Linked DNA regions of Mus musculus: region 1 is linked to region 2. A link is a contact called in ENCODE Hi-C or POLR2A ChIA-PET data. All regions are on one chromosome and are shown on one strand. The core of a region is the stretch at or near the end of the contact, and the rest is flanking DNA. Distances in the headings are between cores, read along the strand shown. Region 1 holds the start of Cdh16 (cadherin 16). Region 2 holds the start of Pdp2 (pyruvate dehyrogenase phosphatase catalytic subunit 2).

Evidence for each region. Hi-C counts contacts between places; a loop is a spot of excess contacts on that map. ChIA-PET counts read pairs that join two places held with the same protein, here RNA polymerase II (POLR2A).
Region 1: POLR2A ChIA-PET joins it to region 2 with 33 read pairs in Patski. The contact joins the promoter of Cdh16 here to the promoter of Pdp2 in region 2. A Hi-C loop is called at or near these places in 1 of 37 maps with a recorded cell type or tissue (heart). POLR2A ChIA-PET finds 5 or more read pairs at or near these places in 1 of 5 experiments (Patski).

The regions. Positions count from the first base shown.
Region 1 is chr8:104,622,364-104,627,597 of GRCm38, reverse strand. It overlaps Cdh16 (cadherin 16), which reads left to right and starts at 3,202. Exons shown (of 18, transcript NM_007663.3): 1 at 3,202-3,450; 2 at 4,160-4,217; 3 at 4,461-4,550. The coding sequence starts at 4,173. It overlaps Gm51588 (a long non-coding RNA gene), which reads right to left and starts at 3,229. Exons shown (of 2, transcript XR_003947593.1): 1 at 2,967-3,229.
Region 2 is chr8:104,589,738-104,595,857 of GRCm38, reverse strand. Pdp2 (pyruvate dehyrogenase phosphatase catalytic subunit 2) reads right to left here and starts at 4,386. Exons shown (of 2, transcript NM_001024606.2): 1 at 4,263-4,386; 2 at 1-2,378. The coding sequence starts at 2,337. The coding sequence ends at 739.

The sequences.
Region 1 (5,234 bases), core at 1,953-4,452, 33 kb before region 2:
GAAGGTGACTAGTGTTTAAGAGTAGGTGCTAGGGAGGCCCTCTCAGCCACTGGTGGCTTCTCCACCCTCTGGCTGATATGATGTTACAGCCTCTGTGAGTGCCTATGCTAACACATTGACTAGTTTGTCTTTGGCAAGGACAGCTCTCTACAGCTCTCCCTGTTTGGAATGGTTGTTTCACACTTGTGTAAGACTATGTCCCTGTGTGCCATCACTGCCTCCCCACCCACCCAGGCCCTCCTAGAAATTGAGTATATGACTTGCCCTGTATTACTTTAAAAAAAAAAAAAAAACAGAAACTGGAGCCTCACCCATTGTAGACAAGCTCATTAACACTTAGCTACATCCTCAGCCACAGCCAATTCGTTTTTTTTTTTTTTTATTTATTTATTTATTTATTTTTTTTTTTTTTTTTTTTTTTTTTTTTTTTTTTTTTTTTGGTTTTTCGATACAGGGTTTCTCTGTATAGCCCTGGCTGTCCTGGAGCTCACTTTGTAGACCAGGCTGGCCTCGAGCTCAGAAATCCACCTGCCTCTGCCTCCCGAGTGCTGGGATTAAAGGAGTGCGCCACCACGCCCGGCTTGCCAATTTGTTTTAAGATAGGCTCTCTCTAAATTGCCCAGGTTGGCCTAGAACTTGCAATCCTCAAATCTTGGCCTCCTGGGTAGCTGAGATTATAGGCCTTCCCACCAGGCCAGCTCTCCTTTGAGACTCTTTCTCTCTCCCTCTTTCCTTCCTTTGCTCTGTATCTGTTTCTCTGTGTGTGCTACAGCTGTGTTTGCATGAACACAGACTGGTGTGTATTTGGAGACTAAAGGTGGCTGCCAGGCATCTTCCCCAATCACTTCCCACAGTATTCTTTGAAACAGGGCCTCTCATCGAATCTGTAGCTTAGCAATTGGATAAACTGGCTAACCAGCTATCCTGGATCCTCCTAGCTCCACTTCCCCGGGGCTGGGATTCCAAGAACTTTACCTGACTTTTACATGGGAATCTGAACCCAGGTCCTTAATCTTTACTGAGTCATCTCCTCACGCCCCCTTCATCTTTCTTGACATGGATGACAGCAAAGGAGTTTACCTGTGTGTGTGTGTGTGTGTGTGTGTGTGTGTGTGTGTGTGTGTGTGTGTGTGGTTTTAGTTACCCTTGATTGATCACAGTCTGAAAATTTGAAAAGGAAAATGCCAGGAATCAAGAATTCCTAACTTTTAAATCGGATGATGATCTGAGTAACATGATTTAATCCTGAGCCATCCAGTTCTGTCTCACCCAGGATATGAATCAGCCCTTGTCAAGAGTGTCCACGGTGTATATGCTACCCACCTGTTAGTCACCTAGAAGACATCTCAGCTATCAGATCAGCTCTGTAGTATCGCAGTGCTAGTCATCTGACAACCTTTACAGGGTAGTGGCATGGGTAATTTATATATGCCAAAGAGAGGCTATAAAGGGCTTCATTTAAGTGAAAAGGCATATATTGGAAGAAATAGCATATATAGACAGTTTAGTATTATCCCTCCACTGGGGGTCTTAGAGTGTATTCTCCATGAATAAGGAAGGCTCCTGAACATGTTTTCAGAAGCTAACATGGCCACTTGCTGATGAGAGGAAGTGGCAGAGTGGGGACTGATATATATAGGTCTGTTCATTTCCAAAGCCAAGAGGTAGCCTGAGGCAAGGGCCCACGTGTTTCTTCATTCCACAAACTCTTGGGAGCCCTTGAGACCTAGTTAGAACCCTGTTACACCTCACTCAATATCAAAAAGATGTTTGAAGATCGTAGTTCCTCAATGTGTGTTCAAGGGAACCTCGGAGACCCCCCCACATCCTCCCCCAGGAAGTAACTGCTCAAAGCTTCTACTGTGTGTGTGTGTGCGCACACACACACACAGAGAGAGAGAGAGAGAGAGAGAGAGAGAGAGAGAGAGAGAGAGGGAGAGGGAGAGGGAGAGGGAGAGGGAGAGGGAGAGGGAGAGGGAGAGGGAGAGGGAGAGGGAGAGGGAGAGGGAGAGAGGGAGAGAGAGAGAGATGAGGAAAGCTTGCTCTGCCATGGGAAGGTCCCCAAACCTGAAAAAGAAACCCAGGCGCCTTGGGCAAACGGCTTAGCCTCTCTGTACCCCAGAGGGGTATGACAAGGGGACAGTTCCCTCTTCAGAATGAGTGGGTGGGATAGCAGCGATATGTGCTCACAGAAGTTCTGGGTGCTGGTTAGTAGGCACTCAGTATGTGTGAGACCTCCTTCAACAACCCCACATATAGCACTAACCTAGGCTCAGTGCCTCAGTGATCCTAAAACAGACACTCAGCTTGTCCCAGTCCCGCTTCCATCTGGAATGCTGACCAGATATACCATGAGCAGTCCTCGGGGGAGACCCCAAAACATGGAAGGAAAGTGAGAGGAGGGAGACCAGGGTCTTCATACTCTGTACCCTCATCTGAGATTCCCAGAAAACAAGGTTTCTGCTGGGTCTGCCTTTCAGGCCTTACAGGGGGAGGTGAGGAGGCCCTGGTCAGCCCTGTAACTCCCTCAAAGTCACCTGAGCTGGCTCGGTCTTCTCTTTTCTGCTTAGAGACATGAGACAGGTCAGAGCCTCACCCTTATCTGTGTTCAGGAGACCATGTGAGGCTAGGAGAGCTTCAGGGGGACCTCTAGGCTTCTGTCCCACCCACTGGTCTCACTGATGAATGTTCTAGAGCTCCGAACACACACTTGGGGTCAGCTGCCCTTTGGGTTACACTCCCAGTCCTTTCCTTAGCTCCACGGGCCACTTGGGGCAGGACAAGGTCATAGCCTACTCAGAGGAACTCCGAAGCTAATACGTGAGAAACAAGCTGGTGTCTTCTGGGCATCCGTAGAGGCAGTTCATGGTATGGAGTGGGGGAGCCTAATCCAGCCTGTGAATGTAAGGGCTTTCCTGAAGAAGGGGTTATTAGTGCTTGTTGCTAAAGCGTAAGCAGGTACTTACTGTCCTGTAGAAAGGTGGGAAGAGCATTCCAGGCACAAGGAACAATATCTGGAGAGATCTGGCTACAGATGCCACTGCACAGAGGAGAAGTGGGAGCCAAGTCTGAACACACACACACACACACACACACACACACACAGAAGTTATGTCTAAGCCCAGAGGGCCAGCAAGTGCTCATTGGGCTGTGTCAAGGGGGCAGTGACAGACCAAGAGCTGCCCACCTCCTAGGGCTGGCAGTCACGGATGCTGAGCAGATCTGGCTCTCCAAAGTCAATAAGTAACTTGGGGGGACTAGGCGGGGCCAGGCCTGCTCCTGTGGGCCCCGGTGGCATTTTCCACTCCTGAGCAAGCACGGCCAGACCGCCTACCTGCTCAAGTGTCCACCTTGCCTCGCCCCACCTAAGCCAAATTTGCCAGAGCTCCCTGAAGAAGGATTCCTTTCTCCTGGAAACTGGACCAAGGGAGAGGCTTTGGGCATCTGAAGGTGAGTGCCTGAGAGCTCTTGGGTGGGTAGGACTGAGGTTGGGAGTAGGGGCACTGCCCTATCCTTCAGATATCTGGGTAAGAATATTCAGGGATCCATCTTGCAGTCGTGTGTGTGTGTGTGTGTGTGTGTGTGTGTGTGTGTGTGTGTGTGTGTGTGTTAACATTGCACATTCTTAACTTCCTGCTGAGATCTGCAAAAGTTTCTGCATTAGGGGCAGTCTGGTATCTGGAGGGTGGCACTGAGAAACTCAATAGGCCCCAAGGCCTGAGCTACAAGTCTTCTGTTGCTGAAGGAATCGTCTTGTGTGGAATCCTCTGTGACCTTGGTCAGGCCCTGCCATTCAGGCCTTACATGAAGCACGGAACTCTGTCCTCAGAAATGATAGCTGTCTGTCCAGTTGCTAATTTCTGTGATTGGTGGCCTGCTGAATAATTGTCACTTTGGGAATCTGGGTGCTAATGAGGGGTGGGGGGAGATGGCAAGAAGGAGAAAGGGGTTTGGAAGTGAAAACCTCTATGGTGCTGTTTATAAGAGCAAGATCGAAGAAGCAGGATTGTTGGGCCTTACTTGGACTGACTGAGAAGCTGAACATTTGCAACATGCAGGGAGGAGACTAGTCCATACTGAGGTCCCTCTGCCTGTATATACAGGGTAGAACCCTTCTTCTTGACCTTCTGACCTAAATTCTCATTCCCATGTCCCTCAGGTCTGCCTTGACCATGATCTCTGCCCGGCCGTGGCTACTTTACCTCTCTGTTATTCAGGTGAGTTGGGCCCTGTCTCTTTCTTCAGATCTCAAACTTAGGGGTTAGCACCCATGTCCCCAGTCCCACTAGACTCCTGACACTGGCCATAAGAGTAGTATGGGAGTTGTGAGTTCAAAGTCATAACTATGGGCCTGCTATGGAAGCAGGAAGCCTAAGACCAGGGGGCGGACAGACTAAGATCTGGTGGGTCAGGGAGAAGGAGTCTGTGTCTAAGGAACACGGTAAGAACTTCCCCCACAGGCTTTCACCACTGAGGCCCAGCCTGCAGAAAGCCTGCACACAGAAGTCCCTGAAAACTATGGTGGAAATTTCCCTTTTTACATACTCAAGGTAAGCCGGAATGTGGGGTGGCTTCCCATCCCCCCCCCAATACCATGCTTCTCCTGCCAATTGGTCCAGTTCTCTTCCCTGATTTGAATCTCCTATGAGTCTTGCTTCCTAGACAGTGCATGGATTAGTGTAAGCAACTAACAAGATTTTAGTCCCAGAGAAGAGCTGAGCTTTGAGTTAAAGAACAGAAACGGGTGGTACTGGGTGTGGCAGCAGGTGCCGCTCATCCTAGCACTGGAGAGGATGAAGAGTTTGATGCCAGCCTAGGCCACATCGTGAGACCTTGTTCCACTATGTTCCAGTTTTGGAAGGAGGGTGTCAGGGAGCATGGGGGATGTCAGGTATTAGAGGGAAATTTCCTCCTTTGAAGACCTACCAGATTTGAGATCAAATGCAGGTGCCAGCTCCTTCTGAGACTCAGTTTCCCCATATTTAAAATGGAGTCTGTAGTTAAAAGTGGTATCCCCTAGCCCAGTGGTTCTTAACCTTCCTAAGGCTGCAACCCTTTCATACAGTTCCATGTTGTGGTGACCCTCCCCCAACCATAAAATGATTTTGCTACTTCATAACTGTAATTTGGCCACTGTTAGGGATCATAAGGTAAATAGATGACATGCAGGATATTGATATGAACCCTGTTGGGGGTCACAACCCACAGGTTGAGAAACCACTGAGTCTAACCCT
Region 2 (6,120 bases), core at 3,137-5,636:
CCCAGGTCCCAAACGTGCTTCTGGCAGTCCTCCTTGAGAGCTGGAGGGTTCAGTTTTAAAATAAACTTAACCAGCGTTAAAAAACGCAAACAGTACAAAATGTTGTCAAGGTCATTTCCGACACACACACACACACACACACACACACACACACACACACACACACATATAGAAAAGTGCCCTGAAGATTCTGAAGATTGCTTTGTAAACCTAGGCTTCCCTAACTAAAAAACAACAACAACAACAACAAAAAACAAGACACTAGCGCCTAGACTTTGGGCATAACAGAGTTCTGAATAATCGCATCTGTAAAATCTGCAACTGGGTCTCAGGAGATCCTGAAGTTCTTTATTCTTAGACTCATGATTAAATTTATCCTTTAAAAGCACGGGATGACACAATTTAACAGTCTTATAAAGGACATGGGCTACGTGAGCCTAAGCCAATTTTAGTCTTTATTCTGCCTGCTACACAGAAGAGCTGACCAGCACACACAGGACAAAAAAAAAAAAAAAAAAAAAAAAAAAATCACTCCTAATGTCTTTGTCCTGTCATCATCGTTGTCTTCGTAGTCGTCTCCCCCACCATCACCACCACTAAGGCTGGTTTTCCCTCTCTTCCTTTGTTAATTACTCAGCAACCTATGTCTGCCTATTCTTTACTAAGGTTTGGATTGCTCACTAAGGAGTGAAGTGTCTAAAGGGCATTCCTGTTAGCCTTGGCACCAGAGGGAGACTCTTAACCCTCTTTACAGTAGGTATCAATTGAATCAGAGTTAAAAAACACCACCATGACAGTGATATCATCCCGGTACATCCTGGCCACATCCTCTGGCAGTGTCAGCATGGCAGCCAGCCGCTCCGGCTCCATCTCCCCGTACTCGTTGCTCCCGATGGCGTGTCTGATCAGATGCGTGGCTGTGTTCTGGTCAGCCGCATGGAGTCCACTGGCTTTCCTCTGCAGCAGCAGGCTCTGCATGAGGCCTAGGTTGGCTGGTCTTTGGTCCAGGTCCGGCTTATGGCGACCCACCTTGGACAGGTGCCCCACCACCAGCCTCACCACGTCCTCATTCCCCAGCATGTCCCACAGGCCATCTGAGGCCAGCACCAGGAACTTATCCTGGCGCCTTAGCCTGTGGTAGGTAACCTCAGGTTTGGCAGTCAGGTAGGGTGGAGTGTAGTAGTGGGGCGGGGTAAACTGGTAGATGTTGAGGGCCTCCGTATCAAAGCCCCTTGCGAGGACATTCCGCTGCAGCTCTTTGCTCCACTTTAGCTGGACATCCCCGAAGGCCCTGCAGGGCATGAGGACACCCAGAAGCCTGTCGTCTATGATGAGTGTCCTGTCCTCGGACTCGGGGTGTTCCCTCTTAAGCCGGGACAGCTCAGCCTCATTCCAGGCGTTGTGGTCACAGGTAAGAGGTAAACATGACCAGGCACCGTTTTCTTCCTGGACACCGAGGATAGCCCGGCAGTCACCAGCATTTGCTACATGCAGGTGAACTCCATTGACGTGGGCCATGCAGGCTGTTGCCCCAGAGAAAGCAACCTGGAGGGATAAGTTTCTCGTTACCTCATCTTCCAGAGGAGCCTGGATTTCTAGCGAGATGTCAGAATCCAGTCTCTGGAAGGAGTACATCAATGCTTCTTCAATGCTCAGCCCCATTTCCATATGCAGGTCAAGGAGCTCCTGCCAATAGACACGGAGGTGGTCCAGATGCACGGACGTGACGTCCTTATAAATACTATCTCCGGGGTGCTTGAGCCAACGCAGGATGGGCAGCAAAGGCTTCATGTTTTCCGTTGCTTCCTCCATCTGCTCCAAGGTCTGATGGGACATCAGGGACACCGCCATGTAGTAGAAAAGCCTCTCACTCACCGCTTGCGCACACGCGTGGCCCCCGTGTCCATCAAAAATACCGAACATCATCCCATTCGTTTGGACGCAGGTAGCCACACCTTGCCGGTCCTCCACAGGGGAATTGGCAGCCAGCTGGTTGCTCTCGAACCTTAACACTGAATTTGGTACTCCGTTGTTGAAATCAAGGACCTTGTGGGATGACTCGCCAGCTCGGAGCAGGTCACTGACCTGTTCGGGGCTGAGCTGTAGGTGGAAATCCTCTTCCTCGGTTGATGTGTGTCTGTAGGCTTTCCGCAGGGCAAAGCCACCAGGTGGAGAACCACACTTGAGGGCTGATGATGCCAATGCCGGAGAAAAGGGCCTCCACTTCAGCAGGTTCCTACTCGTGGCAGCCCTTGAGTATAGGCGTCTCCCACCTCGTAAAAGAGCAATACGATTCCTTGCAGAATTGAAGATCCAGTAGGACACAGTACTTGACATTCTGAAACAAGTGGCAGGTGGAGGTGGAGTGTTTTTTCAGCCTGAAATTTCAAGAGTTTATAAAAGCTTCAAAGTTCAAGTTATTAAAAATACTAAACTGCTAGAACATCACTTTTGCTAATGCGCTCTCTGATTTTATAGAGAGCTTCCGGCCTTCCTGCCAGCCAACTTGTGCCTCCTTTTCCTTTCTAAACCGTTCCTCAGGCCAGAGCCTACTATCTACGTCCTTTGTTCAGTCTCCCTTGCAGTATTTAAGTTTTCCCTTTTGTATCTGTTCCCCCAAGGAATCTACCTACCCCATGAATTCCAGTCATGTAGCTGCTGACTAGCGGCTGTCCTGAGTCCAGGCCTGTACCTGGTATACATTATATATATTACATTAATATATTATATATAAATATCATCAATATTATCTCGATATGGTGTTTTTGAAGCCCCACTGACTCTAGCTACTTAGCATACTGTGTCTCACCGGCAATACGTGGTTAGGTTTTGTTTTATTATTGTTGTTTTATTCATCACTGGGGACTGAACACAAGGTCTCTTCTATTTGATCTACCACTGAGCTACATCCCCAGCCCTCTTTCACACTTAGCCTTGAACTTTAGATCCTCCTGCCTCAGATTCCAGGGTAGCTAGAATTAGCCATCAGTTGCTGGTCTCACAGAATTCCTGTGTAATTTGTATTGGTCATTGTTGTTTTGTTTTGAGACAAGGTCTTACTTTGTCACCCTGGCCAGCATGAAATTCACTGTGTAGGTCAAGCTGTCCTCAAAATCAGAGATCTGCCTGCTCTGACGTTCTCAATACCTCATGAGATTAAAAGTGTGTGCACCATGTCAAGATTTCACAACGTTCTGTAAAGACTTAATAAAATACGACACTTCTGAGCCGTCACAGTGCTATCACGCCTTTAATTCCAGAATTCCGGAAGCAAAGGTGAAGAGGCAAGCTGATCTGTGAGTTCAAAGCCAGCCTGATCTACATTGCAGACTGTTACTTTGCTTGACAAAGTAAGCCCATGGGAATGGGGGGGGGGGGTTGAAACTGGGAGTGTGGGTGCACGCCTTTAATCCCAGCACTTAGAAGGAAAAGGCAGGCAGAATTTGAGACCAGGTACACAGAGAAACTGTCTCAAAAATCAACAAAAGGAGGGAGCCACTATTTTTGTCCTTGGGATACATTCTGTACAGATTTTTATATCATTGGGCCAACTACTGTGAACATGATTTCCTATTAAAGGCAATGTTTTCAGTGATAGTACTATTTATGGTTTTTGGCATAAACATTCACAACTACTGGTGACTTGGAGCTTGTTTCCACTAACCTGGTACCAAATTACATGGCATTTGCAGTCACCTTTCCCTTACTTATTTCCAAAACCAGTAGGTCAAAGGGTATAAACGCACTGTCAAACCGATTTCCCAAAGCCAATACCCATCCCGCTGAACTTGGGACAGATGAGGTCGGACAGGGGCAGATGGCCTCAGACGCCCCTTGACCCTGCAGAAAGGACAGGCAGCTGTGCGCAATGAAAACCATTCGCCTCCAATGGGACAGAAAGAATTTAGCACCCCTAAAGAAACCAAGTCTCTTGATTTCTTGGCTGGACCGCAAGGCTCTAAGAAATCCCAGCCCCCGTTTAGTGGCTGAGCCTTGGCTTTCCAAGGTGTAAGAATCCAGTTGCGACGTCCAGCTCACCGGTGCTCCAGTACTAAGGAAGCTGGTGCAGAGAACCGGCTAAGCAGTCGTCTCCTCCACCAGTGCGCGGGCCCACGTGGCGCGTGCGCGCGAGTGGGGTGACCATGACCAGGGGCCAGCTCGTCCCGCCCTCTCACCTCATCCCCCTCTCCGCCCCATCACCTGAGGTACCCGTAAACTAGGCTAGGGAAGGCGTCCGCACCCCGAATCGTCCCCTTCCTTACCTCGTATCCTCGTCCTCTCCTCCCCAGCTGGCGCCGCTGGCACTCGGCGGATCCTCTCGGCTCACTCTGGTCCTGAGCACAGTTCCGCGGTTGCTGCGACTGGGTTTTACTTCCCTGGAGAGGCCCCCAGTCGAGGAACCAGCACCAAAAGAAATATCCCTCCCGCCATTCCTGATTGGCTTATCCTTGGAGGCGGGCCCTTGACGGACATTGAGATTACCCAATGGATGAGGAGGGCAAAAGGAAGGCAGAGGGGCGGGGCCGGGAGGGGCCACCCTGCACTCTACCCCCTGGGGTTACCCGTGGCTTTTGTGCAGCCGCTGCGCCAGTAGGTCGTCACGTGGGGCTCTTCCCCAAGCTTCCCTTATCACCACACCCTGCAAAGCCAGAACCAAGAGACCTCTCCAGTTCTTTACAGTTCATTCTCACATAGATTCCTCCCGGGTTTTGTTCCGTTCCCTCCAAGCCTCTCTCCAAAGTGCCACATCTTTATTATCTTTGGACACCTATCTTGAAGGCTTTATGGACACTCTAGGTTCTACTTGCCCTGACCTTATCTTCCAGTCAAACCTGCTTTTCTTCCTAAACCAGCAATGGCTTCGCCGGCCCCAGAAGACCCAAGTCCAAACACCAGGGTCAATTTGATGCTTCCCTTACTGTCACACACTTTAATCCTGTCATTCCCACCTCCTAAGTCCCTTCCCACCCATCCATTTGCCAATGCCAGACTCCAAAGCCTTTAAGGCCCCCTACTTCCAAATTACACTTAGTCCCAACCGATTTTCCTTCCTTTACAAACAGCTAGAAGGAACCTTCTAATACTCACATTTCTGATCTAAAGAGTTCATTGGCTCCTTACTAACCACCATTTTGAATTCTCAATTACATTGGCCTCTTAGCGACAAGTGATGTTAGCCGCACCTTTACTTGTTGGTAGCTTGGGAGAGCCAGAACCAGAGAGGTCCAGAGCTTTCCCTCCTTGCCTTCTGGTCCTAACAATAGCTGAGTCTGGTCTTCACCTTATAATGTGTGAGTCAGTAGAGTCCTTTCTTGAAGTCAAAGAGAGATAAGAGATAGCAGAAAGGTCTGAGAGTGCTGTCTCTGGAAAGAAAGGCAAGCTGGTTTACCCAAAGTCACGTCTGAGGTAAAAGTGTTCCTGCTGTATTTCTGTGATGTGTCCCCTTACTGGGCCTCAGGCCTCTCAAGGAGGTGGTTGCTTGGGAGTGTTTTGTTTTATTTGTGTTTTTGAGGTAGCATCTCACTAGGTAGCCCTAGCTGGTCTAGAACTAGCTATGTAGAACCGGCTGGTCTCCAATGTACAAAGATCCACCTACTTCTGCCTCCCAAATTCTGGGATTAAAGGCGTTTGCTAAATCCCTGTTTTTGTTCTGGGTTTTGCTTTGGTTTTGTGATACTGAGGATTGAACCTAGAGCCTCCTGAATACTATCAAACACTATCATAGATAGATCTTCGTTACTCTACCCTGTCCCCCTCTCCCCTCCCATCCTACCCTACCCCTTCCCCTTTTTATGCCTTGAGACAGATTCTCACTAAGTTGTCAAAGTCAATCTTGAACTTATGTCCTCCTGCCTCAGCCTCAGAAGTAGCCCTGAGGGTGTTATATAGGTCTGCACCCTGTCTGGAAGTTGTAAATCAGAATTTGTACTAAGTTTCTTCTGGACACTGTGGGGTCTCTTTCAGGCCCATACTAAAAACCAAGTAAGTAAATGGGCAGGAGAGAACAAAGAGGCATGCTTTACTGTGCTGTACTTTTAGTTTGTTTTACAAATACTTTATCTGATTGCATAGAAGGTTATCCTTCAGAACAGGGACAGGAAGTCGCTGCTGCAGTTTGAA